Linked DNA regions of Homo sapiens: region 2 is linked to region 1. A link is an interaction called in ENCODE POLR2A ChIA-PET data of the cell type or tissue named here. Cell type or tissue: GM12878. All regions are shown on one strand. Each heading gives the region's core, and the rest is flanking DNA. Links, peaks and the distances in the headings are about the cores only.

Region 1 (8,339 bases), core at 146-8,145:
AAAAACAAGCCATTTTATATACAAAACAGGAAGAAACAACCAAGAGATTGAAAAGGACAAAATATTAGCCTATAATCTCGGCACTCCCAGGTTTTAACCTAGTGCTTTTAATATCAGAGAGACTGTGCCCAGTAATTCAAGTTTATGTTTTCTCACATCTGTTTTACAAATGAATACAAATATATGAGAGTACTTCTTGTCCTAACTGCAGCTGGGAAGGTATTTCAAGCTGTAAATATTTACTAAGTGTGCATAAAATAGCAGTGTGGGCTGATACGGCCAGTGATGGGGAATTAGAAGCATTAGGCTCCACTTCTGGCCCCTTTGCTAATTCCTGTGTGACCTTGGGCAGGTCAGTTAAAATCTCTGTGTTGCAGTGCTACATTTACATGAAGGAGATGCTGAACTTTATTGGTCGGCACTCCAAAAATAATAACTACTGAGGACAATGCCTGCAATTCAGAGTGGAAATCAAAGAGGGATCTCAGAGACTGCACATCTATTACTCCTTTTTTTTTTTTTTTTTTTTTTTTCCTTTTCAGGGGAGAAGGAGTGGTGGTGAAAGAGGGATGGATGCATGCTTGCCTCGGTCGAGCAAAAACAAAACTTCATTGTCTTGAAAAAATTAGCATGCACCTCCTTCCACACATCACTGTGGTAAGAAGAACACAATGAGGATAAAGTGGCCAGGGTTGAAAAGCCCTTCAGAGAAGATCACAGGAGAAATGCTGGCAGAGGAACTGTGAGGCATCTTTGGGACTCTGGTGAGACATTCTTGTCCCTCAGAGTAGAAAAAGGAGGGCTCTGAGGCAGAAGGGCTTGAGTGACCTTAAGCAAATCATTTCACCTTCAAGTATCAGGTCCTTGAACCATAAAATGGAGATGATAATGCCCATATTGTGGTGTGTCAAAACAGTTATACAAAATGACCAGCACATAGAAGCAGCCTGATAGACCCTGGGTTTCTACCCACTTCCATTTATTCACTTACTTTGATAGTAATTTGGCAATAGGACAGCAGATAAAGCAGCCTCCACATTTTCCTATCAGGGAGCAAACCCTCAGCTCCCTTTTCATCTTACACACCCAATTAGCTGATTCCATCCTATGTCCATATTTAGACTCCAGTGAAATTTCTTGGATTCATATTCTCCCTTTACATCAAAAAGCAAACAAATGTGAACAAGGATACAGGGTCATGTTCTGTAGTTTAAAACATCTGTTTGGAGTGAAGGTGTTATACACTTATCTTGTATGCAGACCGCAGGTTCCCTCCCTCCCTCCCCAAGAAAGCAAAAATGGCAACTGAGATGATGATTTGGATGACACAGATGGAAGAATCTTGGGTTATATTAATAGTTTAGGACTGAATTACCGCCTCAATTGTTTCACTCTCCTGTTACTGCTAAGAGCATACAGCATAGACAGAAGCAGTTTGATGAGAGGAAACCCAATTTGCACTGGCAAAAAAAATCTCATAAGTATAAGAGGATCCCAATAATTGGACCAAAACACAACATCATGATTGCAGCATCATGGTCAAGAAAGGACTGCCTTGGCCCCTAAGAAACTTGTGTTTTACTTTCTTCACAGCTGTAGTTCTCAAACTCTTGGGGATCTCTTTCCAATGACACAAGATTTTATGACCCACTAAATGAATCTCTTTGTACCAACCACTGCTTGAAAAAAATCTAATTAGAATCATAGGGGTCCATGGTGCAGCTCTTATGATGTTCCTTAGTAATGTCAAAAGTAAAAGATTCACTGATTCTAGGAGTAAGAAAATACAGTCATGATAATAATTCCTTAATTCCAAATGCTTTGCACTACACCTGTCATTTCACATGTTATTTACTTTTTCACAACTCTGTGAAGTTGTAGCATTGCTCAATCCCCACGACACTGTAAGGTAGGCTTGTTTCATTACTACAGAATTTCATCACTTCTAAGATGCCAAAGGGTAGAATGTGCAACCTTATTTTTTGTGCCCACCCAGAAAGAAAACAGAATACTGCCAATTAATCCACAACACACCATCAATTACATAAACCAAAACACAGCCAGTTTCTGAGATATTAAAATGTAAAAGAAGGAGTGTCTTAGAATTAATGAAATATGGACTTTCCCTTTTGCAGATGAGGAAATTTCTGCTGTGTTAAAGACTAGGCTGCTGACGGAGATTAGACCACCACTCAAAGTCGCACCTTCTAACTTCAACCCAATGGACTCCACCCAACCAGACCTAGTGATTTTGAAGTTGATCTTGGAAGCAAGAGAGAAGGCTCCCACTGTGTATTCTTGAAACTACCACTTTAGAAGAAATGATTTATCACTGATAGATGGCAGCCACGATGGTGGCATTTTAACAAGAAACAACAAACTAGTTTCAGAGGGAAATATGAATGACCACTTGCTTCCTGTCATCATGATATACTGCATTAATACAATATAGGTACAGATCTTGTCATTGGGCATATTTTGTGTCTAATTAATATGTTTACATATATATAACTTTTGATTATTTCTCTGACTTGGCTTCTCTGCTGGGTTTGCAGTCATGAGAGATGAATGGCTGGTAAGTTGACAGCAGAAGAAATAGACCTTTCGATACTTTAATAATGCAGAACAGTCAATTCTAGTTAGCAAGACTGTACAATATAGGTATAGTCAATTGGTCAACCCTTATTATTTGCAGATTCCATAGTTGTGAATTTGCCTCCTTGATAAAATTGAATTGTAACCCCAAACTCAATGCTCATGGTGCTTTTGTGGTTATTTGTGGGCATGCTCAAAGCAGCGAAACTTTAAGTCATGGGATGCACGTGTTCCCAGCTGAGGTCCAACAGTGACGCTCTGGCTTCTTGTGTCAGCTTTCATACTATCAGCAAGTGTTCTCTTTGCAGACTACTTAGTGCCCCGTTTTTCCTCATTTTTGTGCTCTTCATTGGTGATTTTGCTGTAAAAATGGCCCCGAAGCATAATGCTGAAGTGCTGCCAAATGTTCCTAAGCTCCAGAAAACTGTGATGTACCTTACAGAGGAAGTATCTATGTTAGAGAAGCATCATTCAGGCATGAGTTATAGCGCTGTTGGCCATGAGCTCAAAATTGGTGTATTAAATAAGGTGCCCCAGTCAGAATGGCTATTACTAAAAAGCCAAAAACAACAGATGTTAGCAAAGTTGCAGAGAAAAGGGGACACTTATACACTATTGGTGGGAAGGCAAATTAGTTCAGCCACTGTGGAAAGCAGTTTGGAGATTTCTCAGAGAACTTGAAACAGAACTAACATTTGACCCAGCAATTCCATTACAGATATATATCCAAAAGAAAACAAACTGTTCTACCAAAAAGACACATACTTGCATGTTCACTGCTGCACTATTCACAATAACAAAGACATGGAACCAACCTAGGTGCCAATCAATGGTGATTGGATAAAGAAAATATGGTACATATACACCATGAAGTACTATGCATCCATGAAAAAGAACAAAATCATGTCCTTTGCAGCAACATGCATGCAGCTGGAGGCCATTCTTCTCATTGAATTATCACAGGAACAGAAAACCAAATACTGCATGTTCTCACTTGTAAGTGGGAGCTAAACATTGGGTGCTCATGGACATAAAGATGGCAACAATAGGCACTGGGTACTACTACAGCAGGGAGGAGTGAGTGGGGGTAAGGATTGAAAAACTATTGGGTGCTATGCTCAGTACCTGGGTGACAGGATCATTTGTACCCCAAACCTAAAAAAAAATTCTTCCTTATATTTATTTAAAATCTGCTTCCTAATAAATTTTCTTTAATTAAAAATGTTAATATCCCAGAAAAAATAAGGCATCTTGAAACAGAAACGTACATTAAACAAGGTTATTTATTGATTGGCTGATGAAAATGGTGCAAACAAAGGCTCACAGGAACCCAACTTCATTCTTGCTAAGTAGAATGGACTGTTTTGGGGTCCTAAAGTATCAAAAGGGCTGTTTCTTCTGTCGCCCACTTACCAGCTGTTCATATCTCATGACTGCAAACACAGTGGAGAAGCCAAGTCAGAGGCATAATCAAGAGTTATTTAGGTCAGGTGTAGTGGCTCATGCCTGTAATCCCAGCACTTTGGGAGGCCGAGGCGGGTGGATCACTTGACGTCAGGGATTTGAGACCTGCCTGAGCAACATGGTGAAACCCTGTCTCTACTAAAAATAAAAAAAATTAGCCAGGCATGTTGGCGCATGCCTATAATCCCAGCTACTTGGGAGGCTGAGGCACAAAAATTGCTTGAACCCAGAGGCAGAGGTTGCAGTGAGCTGAGACTGCACCACTGAACAGCACTCCAGCCTGGGCAACAGAGTGAGACTCTGTCTCAAAAAAAAATAAAAATAAAAAAGAATTATTTATATACATATACCAAGTAGACAAAAGTATGCCTGATGATCTGGAAGGAAACAGAAAAATAGAATGACAGTGGTGGTGGGAGTATAGGTTTTTAACATTCTTTTGTTCCCATTTCCAATTGTTGGCATTTCTTTGTAGATTTACGTATTAAAAACAAGAACGACTGTCAGGAAGGCGAGGAAGCACTGCCTAACAGAGCATGGCAGTGGTGGAAAAGCAGACCAGGGAGCCCACAAGGAGACAATGATAGAGAAGTCTTTCTTTGGGAGAGCATCCTTAGCTGTGGAACAGGCCGAGATGCTTACAGAGGAAGGATGGACCTCTGTATAAGCTCTGTAGCCTTCTCAGTAAAAAGTAAACAGAAAAAAATGGGGGGAGAGAAGGAATGAAGAAAGTGAGTCTATGGCCTTAGTGCTTCTCTGCTTAGGATAGAGCACTGGCAAGCATATGAAAACACATACATTTCATTGCTAAAAATAAAGAATCAAAAGTGCTTTTGTTTAAGCCTTGATGTGATATTAGCAATAAAGAGCCACCAGTTGCAGGAGAACCACAATACATCCATAACCCCCAAAATATATTAGTTTAGGGGAATTGTTGTCAACAGTAGGAACAATTAAGACTGTGTTGTTATAGAAATACTGTGCCTAGCTGGTTTGCAAAAGAAAACTGCCTCTGATGACTTAGGTCTGGAGGGCCTTTGAAGGCAGTTTCTTTCCTGTGACCAGTAACTGATTTTTCACAAAATTGTGCATTGACTATTTCTCACAAGAGGTTTTGAAAATGAAGCTGGGTTTCAGGTTCGACTCACATGAGCTACTTTTATTTGGACAGTCTTTGTTTTTCTCAGTCTCGTCGGCAGTCCTTCCGGGGCCTTCCTCAATCCCTGGCCGGGGCTGAGGCCTGGCCGTTGTTTGGGATGAAAAGGTATTGGAAGGCTGGCTGCTAATTGGAGCTTGCACCTGCAGACCCCAGCCTTGGAGGCGACTCGGCACAGGCTACTGCTCTATGTGTGTATGCTTGTGTGTGTGCATTTTATTTCCTCAATGAACACTGGAATGTGGCATGGTTTTTTGGCCTGGGTATGCTGGAGGAGATCCAAGCTGCTTGGCCACTTTCTCTGTTCTGGGGAAGGGCGGGGTGGGGGGGCACCTCCTTTACTCTCTAAGAAGGAGGGATTTCTAGCTATGCAAATATATCCAGTGCATTCTGATCTAATCTCTTCTGGCCCCAAGAGGGGACTTACCCAGATAAGAGGCGCTCTTCAGAGAAAGTGAGAGGGTGCCACAGCAGGGCTTTCACCCACCAATAAGCTGATGAATTTTTAATGAGTTTCTCACACTTCACTCTAGTAACATTATCCAGGCAGTGCTGAAGAGGAATGGCTACAACCTCTGTGCTCAGCCAAAGACGAGAGAAATGGACAAAATACCCAGGTGGACCTAACGACCATGCCTCTGTTTCTCCCCACCCCACAATACCCAGGGGTTCAACCTAATGCACATATTTAATTTTGTGCATCTGATCAATTTTGGCATACATATATGCCCATGAAATCATCACTGCAATCAAGGAACAAATTCATTTTCTTTCTCTTTGTAATCTCTCCCTCTCACTCCCCATTCACCAGGTCCCCAGGCAAGTATTGATCTGCTTTCTATAACTAGACTGCTTGCACATTCCAGAACTCCATATAAATGAAATCAAACATTGTGTATTCTTTTTGGTGTCTGGCTTACTTCACTTGGTATGATAATTTCAGGATTTATTCATATTGTAGGTATCAACAGTTCATTCCTTTTTTTCTGCTTAGTATTGCATTGTGTGGACACAGCACAGTCTGTTTATTCATTCACCTGTTGATGGGCATTTGGGTTGTTTCCAGTCTGAGGCTATTACCAAGAAACCTGCCATGAAACCAAGACAGGAGGATTGCTTGAGGCCAGGAGTTAGAGACCAGTCTGGGCAACATAGTGGAGAACTCATCTCTACAAAAAATAAAAACATCAGCCAGGTTTGGTGGTACACGCCTGTGATCCCAGCTACTTGGGAGGCTAAGATGGGAGGATTGCTTGAGCTCAAAAGGTTGAGGCTGCAGTGAGCCATGATCACATTACTGCACTCCAGCCTGGGCAATGCAGAGCAAAATCCTATCTTAAAAAAAAAAAAAAAAAAAAAAGGTCAAAGCAGGCCCAGACCATTTCCACTTTTTGAAGTTCTTGGGATATTAAAAATGAAAGAAGGAATCCCAAAATAGACCTATAAAATATGCTATATTTAAAATGTATACATGCTTTTGAACATATTAAAAATTCAACATGTAGGTAACACTGGAAATGATATCAGGATTTTGAATTTGAAGCTCAATGTGGGGCCTAGGACAAAGGGTCTCCTGGCCATTGACCACTTTGTGATGGGTCCTGAGGGGCCAGCACCAGCTAGGGGCCCTTCCCACATACCCTGTACACTCTAAAGTCATATGTGGCACGGTTATTCTTTATATGCTTGGGGTCAAATCAATGCTACAGAGATAGCTCTGGAAAGAAAGAGCATTTTCTGGGTGTACACAGATTTTCTGCCAGAACTGGGAAGGCCAATCACAAACACTGGCCTTTTGGAGAGATCCCTTGCTCTACTCACCAAAATCAGCAAGCCTGCGGGGTCTGAGGTTTCCTTTGGGTTGACTATAGTCTTGGATGTCTCTGCTTACTTTGAGATCAGAATGGTGCCATGACCATGAGAGGGGTCGCTCCACTTGAAGAATCCCCAGATCCCTCCCAGCCATGGCATGGAAGCTCCCACCCTCTGAGGACCGTTATGGTCGCCTGGGTGTAACTTTAGTCTCCTTTTGCCTTTGGGTGTGTCTAGTGTAATGGTTCTCTGTGTGGGGTGATTTTGCCCTCCAGAGGCCACTTAACATTGACTGGAGACATTTTTGGTTGTTACAACTTGGGGAGTGCTATGGGCATTTAATAGGTTGAGCCTAGGGTGTTGCTGAACATTCTACAATGCACAAGGCAGCTGCCCACAATAAAGAATTATTCAGTCCCAAATGCTAGTATTGTTGAGTCAAGAAATCTTGGTCTTTTTTTTTTCTTTTTTAAGACAGGATCTTGCTCTGTTGCCCAAGCTGGAGTGCAATGGCACGATCATGGCTCACTGCAGCCTCAAATTCCCAGGCTCAAGCAATCTTCCCACCTCAGTCTCCTGGGCAGCTGGGACCACAGACGCATGCCACCATGCCAGCTAATTTTTAAGTTTTTTGTAGAGACAGGGTCTCCCTCTGTTGCCCAGGCTGATCTCAAACTCCCGGGCTCAAGTGATCCTCCCACCTTGGCCTTCCAAAGTGCTGGGATTACAGGGCTGAGACACCATCCCGGTCAAGAAACCTTGGTCTTTATGATCTAATCAGGTGTCAAGCAGAGTGGACAGAGGGTGGCTGATGTAGTCTGAGAAAGGGGTTCTTTGTTCATTAATCCAAGAAGGCTGTGATATAGACACAGAGATAGGGTAACAAAATTCAGGGGACTGAAGAACTAGCTGCCCAAGACCTCTCGCCCTCTCTCTTCCCTTTCTCCTCATTTTCCTTCTCCCTCCTGTTGAGAGCTTTGGAGTGTAACAGACCTGTTTTCAAACCCAGGTCCTGCTGCCTGGTAACCTTGGGCAGCTTGCTAAAGCTCTTTGAACCTCAGTTTCTTCACCTGAAACATGGAAATAACAATAGGACTTTTCAGAATTATGAAAATTAAACAAGAGAAGTCAAACCATGTAAAAAGTTTGTTGGGGCCTAGCACATGGGAAGAATTCAGTAAGTGACAGTGATTATTATTATTTCATGAATGGAGCATGACCTGACACAAAGCACCTTGCCAGCTGTGTTCTCTAGCCACTCAGCCACAGTTGGTGTACATTTTTATTAGTCTACAAAATTATTTACTCTAAA
Region 2 (8,339 bases), core at 257-8,256, 60 kb after region 1:
AAGTTTTGTTGTTTTCCTTCTTGATTTTAAAATAAACTCACACATTTTTGTGGGTCCCTAAGAGTACCATGGACCCTGGGCACTGCGTCTAATGAGAAATAATGGAAAGAGAAACAAAAATGTGAAGAACAAAGTCCAGCAACTCAAAGTTGCTCAAGGAAGGGATATTGCTTCTGTGGGAAGTTTTACTCGTCCCTCAAATGGGTTTTCCTGGCTCTTTGACTCTTCAATCCCTTCCAGAGGACAATAATAAGATTTGTTCTTTGAAACTGAAGGAAAACCATAAACGGTTGGTGACTGGGTTGGTGAACATTAGCTAATGTGAAACAGAGCACAGGACTTGTCTAACAAGGAATTTGCATATTCTCATCCACGTAGCCTGGTGTAGGTTCTGCCTGGGGCCATGGGTAATGAATGCCTGCACAGCCTCTCCAGACTGTCAAGGGAGCCACTTGCACCCAAAACCTAACCTCAGGGGCCTCCAGGCAGATCAGGAGAGCAGGTCATTCACCACTCACGAGGACAAAACGAACTGACTCAGCCTTCTTTTGGGGGTAGGGGATTGATTCCTGGACCATTAGGGAGTGTTTAAAAGAGATTAATTGGCCACTGGTGGGACCACTCCAGTCACTTTCCAGGCAAGACAGGGCTACCTTCAGCATCTCTAGTGAAAGTGGTGAATTAGCACTTCAGAAGTGAGATGGCATGGACAGAAGCTTCTGGGGCTGAGCTCACCATTGGAAGCTTCTTTCCAGCTTCCTGAAGGTCTCTGGAGGTCTCTTCTTACCGGGGAGGATGATCCCTGGTGGCTCCCTGCTGACATTCTTCAAAACTCGGCTATTTCCCCAGTGTCCTGCTGATAAAACAGAAGAGGAAATGATGAAAGTAGGTTGCTCTATTATTAACTCATCTTTTAATTTCAGTTCGTTTGTTTTAGTATGTTTCTTGATGCTAGGCATGACACCCATTCATTCATTCATTTATTCATTAAACAAATGTTTATCAATGATATGTGACATTCTAGGCACTATTCTAGACATTCTAGGCACTATTCTAGACATTTAGAATACAGCAGTGAACAAAATAAAGATCCCTACCAGTGTGAAGCAAACATTCTAGAGGGGAAAAAAGGCAAGAAACAATAACACAACAGCACAGTTTATTGTCTCTAAGATGGCAGTGATACAAGATGCACTGCTAGTCTATGTGCCACTAAAGAAAGAAAGAATGCTGCTAATAAATTGCTGCCATTATAGAATGCATCTTGATTTTATGTATGTTAAGATGTGAAACTTAGAATTGATTACATAAGATAAATAAACTATAATATATCAAAATGTGGCTATGAAAAAAGTGAAGCTGGGAGGGGAGTGGTGATATTGAACAAAGGCTTGAAAGAAATGGGACTGTTAAATTAATGGCAACTATTTTTGCAAAACTGCTTTATTGAGATGTAATTTATATATAATAAAACTCACCCTTTTAAGTGTATAATCCATTTTAGTAAGGTTACAGAGTTACACAAACATGATCTAGATTACCATGATCTAGATTTATAATATTTCTTTCTTTTTTTTAAAAAAAAGAACACGTAACAGGAGATCTATCTCTTAACAAATTTTTAAGTGTACAATACAGTGTTGTTAACCAGAGTCACAATTTTGTACAGCAGATCTCCAGAACTTAATCATCTTGAATAACTAAAACTTTATAACCCTTGAATAATACCTTTCCATTTATACTGCCCCATCCCCTAGCAACCACCATTCTACTCTGTTTCTATGTGTTTGACTTTAGATACATTTAGATACTTATGTAAGTGGAATTATGCAGTGTTTGTCCTTTTGTGACTGGCTTATTTCACTTAGCATAATGTCCTCCAGGCTCTTCCATGTTGTAGCATATGGTAGAATTTTTTTAAAGCTGAATAATATTCTACTGCATGTGCAGTATGCCACATTCTCTTTATCCATTCATCCAGCAATGAACATTTGGGTGGTTTCCACCTCTTGGCTACTGTGAATAATGCTGAAATTAACATGGGAGTGCAGATATCTCTTTGAGGTCCTGATTTCAAATCTTTTGGATAAATCCCCCAAATGGGATTGTTAGATCATATAGTACTTCTATTTTGATTTTTTCATGAACCTCCATACTGTTTTCTATAGCAATTGCACCATTTTACATTCCTACCACAGTGTGCCAGGATTTCAGTTTCTCAACAGCTTAGCCAACACTTATCTTTGTTTTTTTTTTTTTTTGGTTTTTTTTTTTGGATAATAGACATCCTAACAGCTGTGAGATGATATCTCATTGTAGTTTTGATTGTATTTTCCTGATGACTAGTGATGTTGAGTACCTTTTCATATACCTATTGGAATGGCAGCTATTTATTGAACAACTATGATATCCAAGAGGGCAGATATCATTTGTTTACCACTGTGTCCCCACTGCTAAAGCATCTGGCACATGGTAGGTACTCAATAAACATTTGTTGAATGAATGAGCTACTATTCATATATGCCAGGTACTTCACAGTGAATTCTTATCAAATGTTTGGAGGTAAGCATGGTCATGCCTATTTTATGAACGGTGAAACTGAGGCTCAGAAAAGTAACTTGTTCCTGGTCACAAACCCAGGTGAGGAGAATATAGTACTTGAACCCAGGTCTCTCTGATGTTAACATGTAAACTCTTCCTCTACATCTCACTGGCTTCTCTGCTTCTGGCCATTTTAATATCCCTCTGGTACAAAAATAAAAATAAAAAAAAATTGGAACACCAGGCAAGCAGGGGCTTTGGATAAAAATCAGACTCATAGAAACCAGAATGAAACCTTTGGGAATAGAAAGCCCAATTCACTGCCTGGGAAATGTCACATTTTGTGGAGGTGCAAGCAGTTGGCTTGTTATCTCAGATCTCAAGTTCTAGCTACTTTCACTTTAAAATCTATTATTTGAGTGAATTAAGACTCCCTGCCTCCAAAGAGACGATTTTTTTTAGTAAAAACTCTCCCTTGTTAAACAGTTTAACTCAAACTGGCAGCATAACTGTTAAAAACAAACTTACTTTGATACTTTGCAAAGCATAAGGCCAAATAACAATGGACATGGAAACCCACCACAGTCTTTCTAAGACTAAGTCAAACATCCTATATATAGAAAAACATCTTGGGTAAAATCTGTTAAGCCAATATTGGCTGAATTCAAAATTACACCTAATTTGAAACAACTGCTTTTTCCTCAGCCAACTGGCTACCCTATTGTTCTTTAATAAAAATAACAGAAAATCCAAATTTGAAGTCAAGTTCTCCCCGAAGAAAGATACGTTTCATATTAAAAGGCTCTACTGGTGACACTTGTGATATGAGCTGGGGTCTCCATTGTCTATCCTGGTAGAGTGGGAAGATTATCAGTGGTTAGGCAAGGTCCCTAAAAACTTGAAATTTTTGCTACAAACACGAGGGAATAATTAAACTTGGTTGGAATAAACAAACTTTTGGGGCAGTCCAGGCAGAGATCAGAATTCTCAAAATCCAAAGGCCTTTGTTGTGTTTTATTCATAACCTGCTCAGAGGAAAGCCGAAAATGGATCCTATATACCATGAGCTCATTCCTTTTTTTTTTTTTTTTTTTTTTTTGAGACAGAGTTTCTCTCTGTCACCCAGGCTGCAGTGCAGCGGTGTGATCTTGGCTCACTGCAAGCTCCGCCTCCCAGGCTCAAGCAATTCTTGTACCTCAGCTTCCTGAAGAGCTGGGACTACAGGTATGTGTGCCACAACACCCGGCTAATTTTTGTATTTTTAGTAGAGACAGGGTTTCACCATGTTGGCCAGGCTGGTCTTGAACTCCTGACCTCAGGTGATCTGCTCGTCTTGGCCTCCCAAAGTGCTAGGATTACAGATGTGAGCCACCGCACCTGGCTTCATTATTTCTCATTGAGGCAAAATGTTCCATTGTATGAGTAGATCAAAGTTTACTTGTACATTTCTCTGTTGGTGGACATTTGGGTTTCTTCTAGTTTTGAGACATTAAGTGAAGCAGTAGTTACCAGCTAGGGGCTGGGCCTATTAGTCTGTTTTCATGAGTCTGTTTTCACGCTGCTGGTAAAGACATACCCAAGACAGGGAAGAAAAAGAGGTTTAATTGGACTTACAGTTCCACATGGCTGAGGAGGCCTCAGAATCATGATGGGAGGCAAAAGGCACTTCTTACATGGTGTCAGTAGGAGAAAAATGAGGAAGAAGCAAAAGCAGAAACCCCTGATAAACCTGTCAGATCTTGTGAGACTTATTCACTATCATGAGAATAGCACGGGAAAGACTGGCTCCCATGATTCAATTTCTTCCCCCTGGGTCCCTCCCACAACACATGGGAATTCTGGGAGATAGAATTCAAGTTGGGATTTGGATGGGGACACAGCCAGACTATATCATTCCACCCCTGGCCCCTCCAAATCTCATGTTCTCACATTTCAAAACCAATTATGCCTTCCCAACAGTCCCCCAAAGTCTTAACTCATTTCAGCTTTAACCCAAAAGTCCATAGTCCAAAGTCTCCTCTGAGACAAGGGAAGTTCCTCCACATATGAGCTGGCAAAATCAAAAGCAAGCTAGTTACTTCCTAGATACAATGGAAAAACAGGTATTGGGTAAATACATTCATTCCAAATGGGAGAAATTGGCCAAAACAAAGGGGTTACAGGGCCCATGCAAGTCCGAAATCCAGTGAGGTCGTCAAATTTTAAAGCTCCAAAATGATCTCCTTTGACTCCAGGTCTCACATCCAGGTCATGCTAATTCAAAAGGTGGGTTCCCATGGTCTTGGGCAGCTCCACCCCTGTGGCTTTGCAGGATACAGCCTCTCTCCCACTGCTTTCACGGGCAGGCATTGTGTGTCCGTGGCTTTTCCAGGTGCACAGTGCAAGCTGCCTGTGGATCTACCATTCTGGGGTCTGGATGACGGTGGCCGTCTTCTCACAGCTCCACTAGGCGGTGCCCCAGTAGGGACTCTGTGTGGGGGCTCCGACCCCACATTTCCCTTCTGCACTTCCCTAGGAGAGGTTCTTCATGAGGCCCTGCTCCTGCAGCAAACTTTTGTCTGGGCATCCAGGCATTTCTATACATCTTCTGAAATCTAAGTGGAGATTCCCGAACCTCAATTCTTGACTTCTGTGGACTGCAGGCTCAACACCATGTGGAAGCTGCCAAGGCTTGGGGTTTGCACACTCTGAAGCCACAGCCCAAGCTCTATGTTGGCCCCTTTCAGCCACATCTGGAGCAGCTGGGACACAGGGCACCAAGTTTCTAGGCTGCACACAGCACAGGGACCCTGGGACTGGCCCATGAGACCACTTTTTCCTCCTGGGACTCCAGGCCTGCGATGAGAGGGGCTGCTGTGAAGGTCTCTGACTTGGCCTGGAGACATTTTCCCCACAGTCTTGGGGATTAATATTAGACTCCTTGCTACTTATGCAAATTTCTGCAGCTGGCTTGAATTTCTCCTCAAAAAATGGGTTTTTCTATTCTACTGCATCATCAGGCTGCAAACGTTCTGAACTTTTACGCTCTGTTTTCCTTTTAAAATGGAATGCTTTTAACAGCACCCAAGTCACCTCTTGAATGCTTTGCTGCTTAGAAGTTTCTTCTACCAGACACCCTAAATCATCTCTCCCAAGCTCAAAGTTCCACACATCTCTAGGGCAGGGGCAAAATGCCGCCAGTCTTTTTGCTAAAACATAGCAAAAGTCGCCTTTGCTCCAGTTCCCAACAAGTTCCCCATCTCCATCTGAGACCACCTCAGCCTGGACCTTATTGTTCATATCACTATTAGCATTTTTGTCAAAGCCATTCAACAGGTCTCTAGGAAGTTCCAAACTTTCCCACGTTTTCCTGTCTTCTTCTGAGGCCTCCAAACTGTTCCAAACTCTGCCTGTTACCCAGTTCCAAAGTCGCTTCCACATTTTCAGCTATCTTTTCAGCAACGCCCCACTGTACTGATACCAACTGACTGTATTAGTCTGTTTTCACGCTGCTGATAAAGACATACCTGACACTGGGAAGGAAAAGAGGTTTAATTGGACTTACAGTTCCACATGGCTGGGGAGGCCTCAGAAACATGGCGGGAGGCAAAAGGCACTTCTCACATGGCAGTGGCAAGAGAAAAATGAGGAAGAAGCAAAGGCGGAAACCCCTGAAAAACCCATCAGATCTCATGTGACTTACTCACTATTACGAGACTAGCATGGGAAAGACCAGCCCCCATGATTCAATTACCTCCCCCTGGGTCCCTCCCGTGACACATGGGAATTCTGGGAGATACAATTCAAGTTGAGATTTGGATGGGGACACAGCCAAACCATATCACTGGGGGAGGAAGGCACCGTGGTAGTGCTATGGACCGAATCATGTCCCCTCCATATTCGTATGCTGAGGCCTTGAGCCCCAATGTGAATATATTTGGAGATGAGTCCTTTCTGGAAGTAATTAAGGTTAAATGAGGTCATAAGGTTAGGGCCCTGATCTGATAGAATTTATGTCCTTTTAAGAATAGACACCAGAGCGCTTGCTCCAGGTGCACAAAGTAGTGGCCATGTGAGCATACACTGAGAAAGCAGCCATCTGCAAGCCAGGAAGAGGGCCCTTACCAGCCATTCTAGTCCCCTGATCTTGGACATCCAGCTTCCAAAACTGTGAGAAACCGATTTTTGTTATTGAAATCGCTTAGCCTTTGGTATTTTGTTCTGGCACCCTGGCAGACTAATATAAGTAGGGGTAAGCAGGTTATTAACCAGAAAGAGACACAAAGGAGCTTTTCACATAAGGGCGATGGATATATTCTGTATCTTGATCAGGGTAGTAGTTACGTGGGTGGATACATAGGTGAACAAGTTTATCAAACTGTCAGTTTCAGATTTCTACATTCTTGTGCATATAAATTTTCCTAAACTTGAAAAAGGCCGTCTTATCCCCATCTTTCCCAATGGAATCTGTGTTTCAAAAAGATAACAATATAGTGTTCATGCCTTCAAACAGGCCTGGTAGAAAGGAAATTAACATACATTATTTATCTCGTATATATGTATGTTTCTGCCTGTAATAAATAATGGGGATTGAGCACTTAGCACAAGAGTAAGCAACTGCCAAATGCAGCTCTGGGTTCAGACCTGTATGGGGCAGACCTGAGAGCCAGGCCCCTTTCCCTACCATACTGAAACTGACAGCAAAGCCGCTCAGCTAAGGGGATGTGCAGAAAGGACGCCCTGGGGTCTCCTGAGGCTGCAGGGCGGCCGGGGAGCCCTGGGGTCAGGAGGGCAACTTTCTGGGGCACAGTGCTCGAGTCACCTCTCCGAGGAACGGCTCTGCCTGCACTGCTTCTTGTACTTTGTTTACCCGCCCCTAGGAAAAGAGCTGTGAAGATGATCGTAGGGAGCAAGCAGTGAGGCGGCAAATGGCTCTGAGAGGAGCCACGCAGACAGCTGGGCAGCCGTGCCAAGAACAACAGGAAGCTCGCGGCCCCACCCCTGCTCGCTGCAGCCCTGGCCTGGAGACCCAGGGTTATTTGCTTTGAAGGGCCCTCTGCAGATGTTACATAAACAAAACCTCCATTGACTCCAGTTCTGAGCCTGGCCTAAAATAGCCCGCGGGCTTCCCCCTACCACTGTGCAGTTTCGCCGCCATCCCTTTTGGTCCCCTTGTGTGCTAGCTGCTTCCCTCCATTGACCACATGTGCAGACAACTCTCGCCAGTGTCCCTAAGAGGCCAGTTCCCTGGGGAACAAAAAGTGGGGCTCGTTTGCCTTCCCTGGCAGGTCAGACACAAAGCATCCCTGTAAGACCTTTGATGGCTACTGGCCAAGGGACACGTTTCCCCTCCCCAGGGAGGCAGGAAGCTGGGCTGAGGCACAGTGGGGTTTGGTCAGCAGCCAGCACAAGAGGGACTGTGCTTTCTCTCTGTGTCTGTGTCTCTTTCTGTGTGTGTCTGCGTCTCTCTCTCTCTCTGTCTCTTTCTCTCTCTTTCCTAAGGGCAAGCTCTCCAGGTAAGGGCACGAGTTCTTCGTCAGCGTCTCTATTTTCACTTGATGTAACGACTGAACACTCTACTCTTGACTCTTCCTCCAAGCTCCTATAAAATTCCCTGACCCCATTTGCACTTCAGCTCCTTCATTCTGCAGAAAACCATTCCTTCGTGAACATCTGGAGAATCACAGATCCGTGCCACAGCACGGGGTCACTCTGGGCCTTGCCACTCAACATGGGTCCCTGGAAGCTATTATCATCTTTTCCCTTTGACCTCCTGCACTTCTCCAGGATCTTAACTCATAAAATAAAACCAAAAACAA

What was found. Peaks named below come from ENCODE experiments on the same cell type or tissue, not always from the same donor. Only the 100,000 strongest peaks of a DNase experiment are listed, where the experiment ranks them.
Region 2: POLR2A ChIA-PET joins it to region 1 with 14 read pairs; 2 of 35 experiments call an interaction of 5 or more read pairs at or near these places.

Annotation. Positions count from the first base shown.
Region 1 is chr4:53,635,671-53,644,009 of GRCh38, forward strand. It overlaps a transcript of LNX1 not described here. Among named protein-coding and RNA genes, the nearest start is that of LNX1-AS2, 47 kb to the left of the region's middle. In GM12878, for the core only: no CTCF peak of the experiment used is centred there; DNase peaks (open chromatin) are centred at 5,041 and 5,661; H3K27ac peaks cover 1,358 bases.
Region 2 is chr4:53,695,284-53,703,622 of GRCh38, forward strand. It overlaps LOC100506444 (a long non-coding RNA gene), which reads left to right and starts at 618. Exons shown (of 3, transcript NR_125918.1): 1 at 618-885. RefSeq lists an enhancer at 7,268-7,387. In GM12878, for the core only: a CTCF peak has its summit at 7,165; DNase peaks (open chromatin) are centred at 418, 7,278 and 7,688; H3K4me3 peaks cover 974 bases; H3K27ac peaks cover 2,531 bases.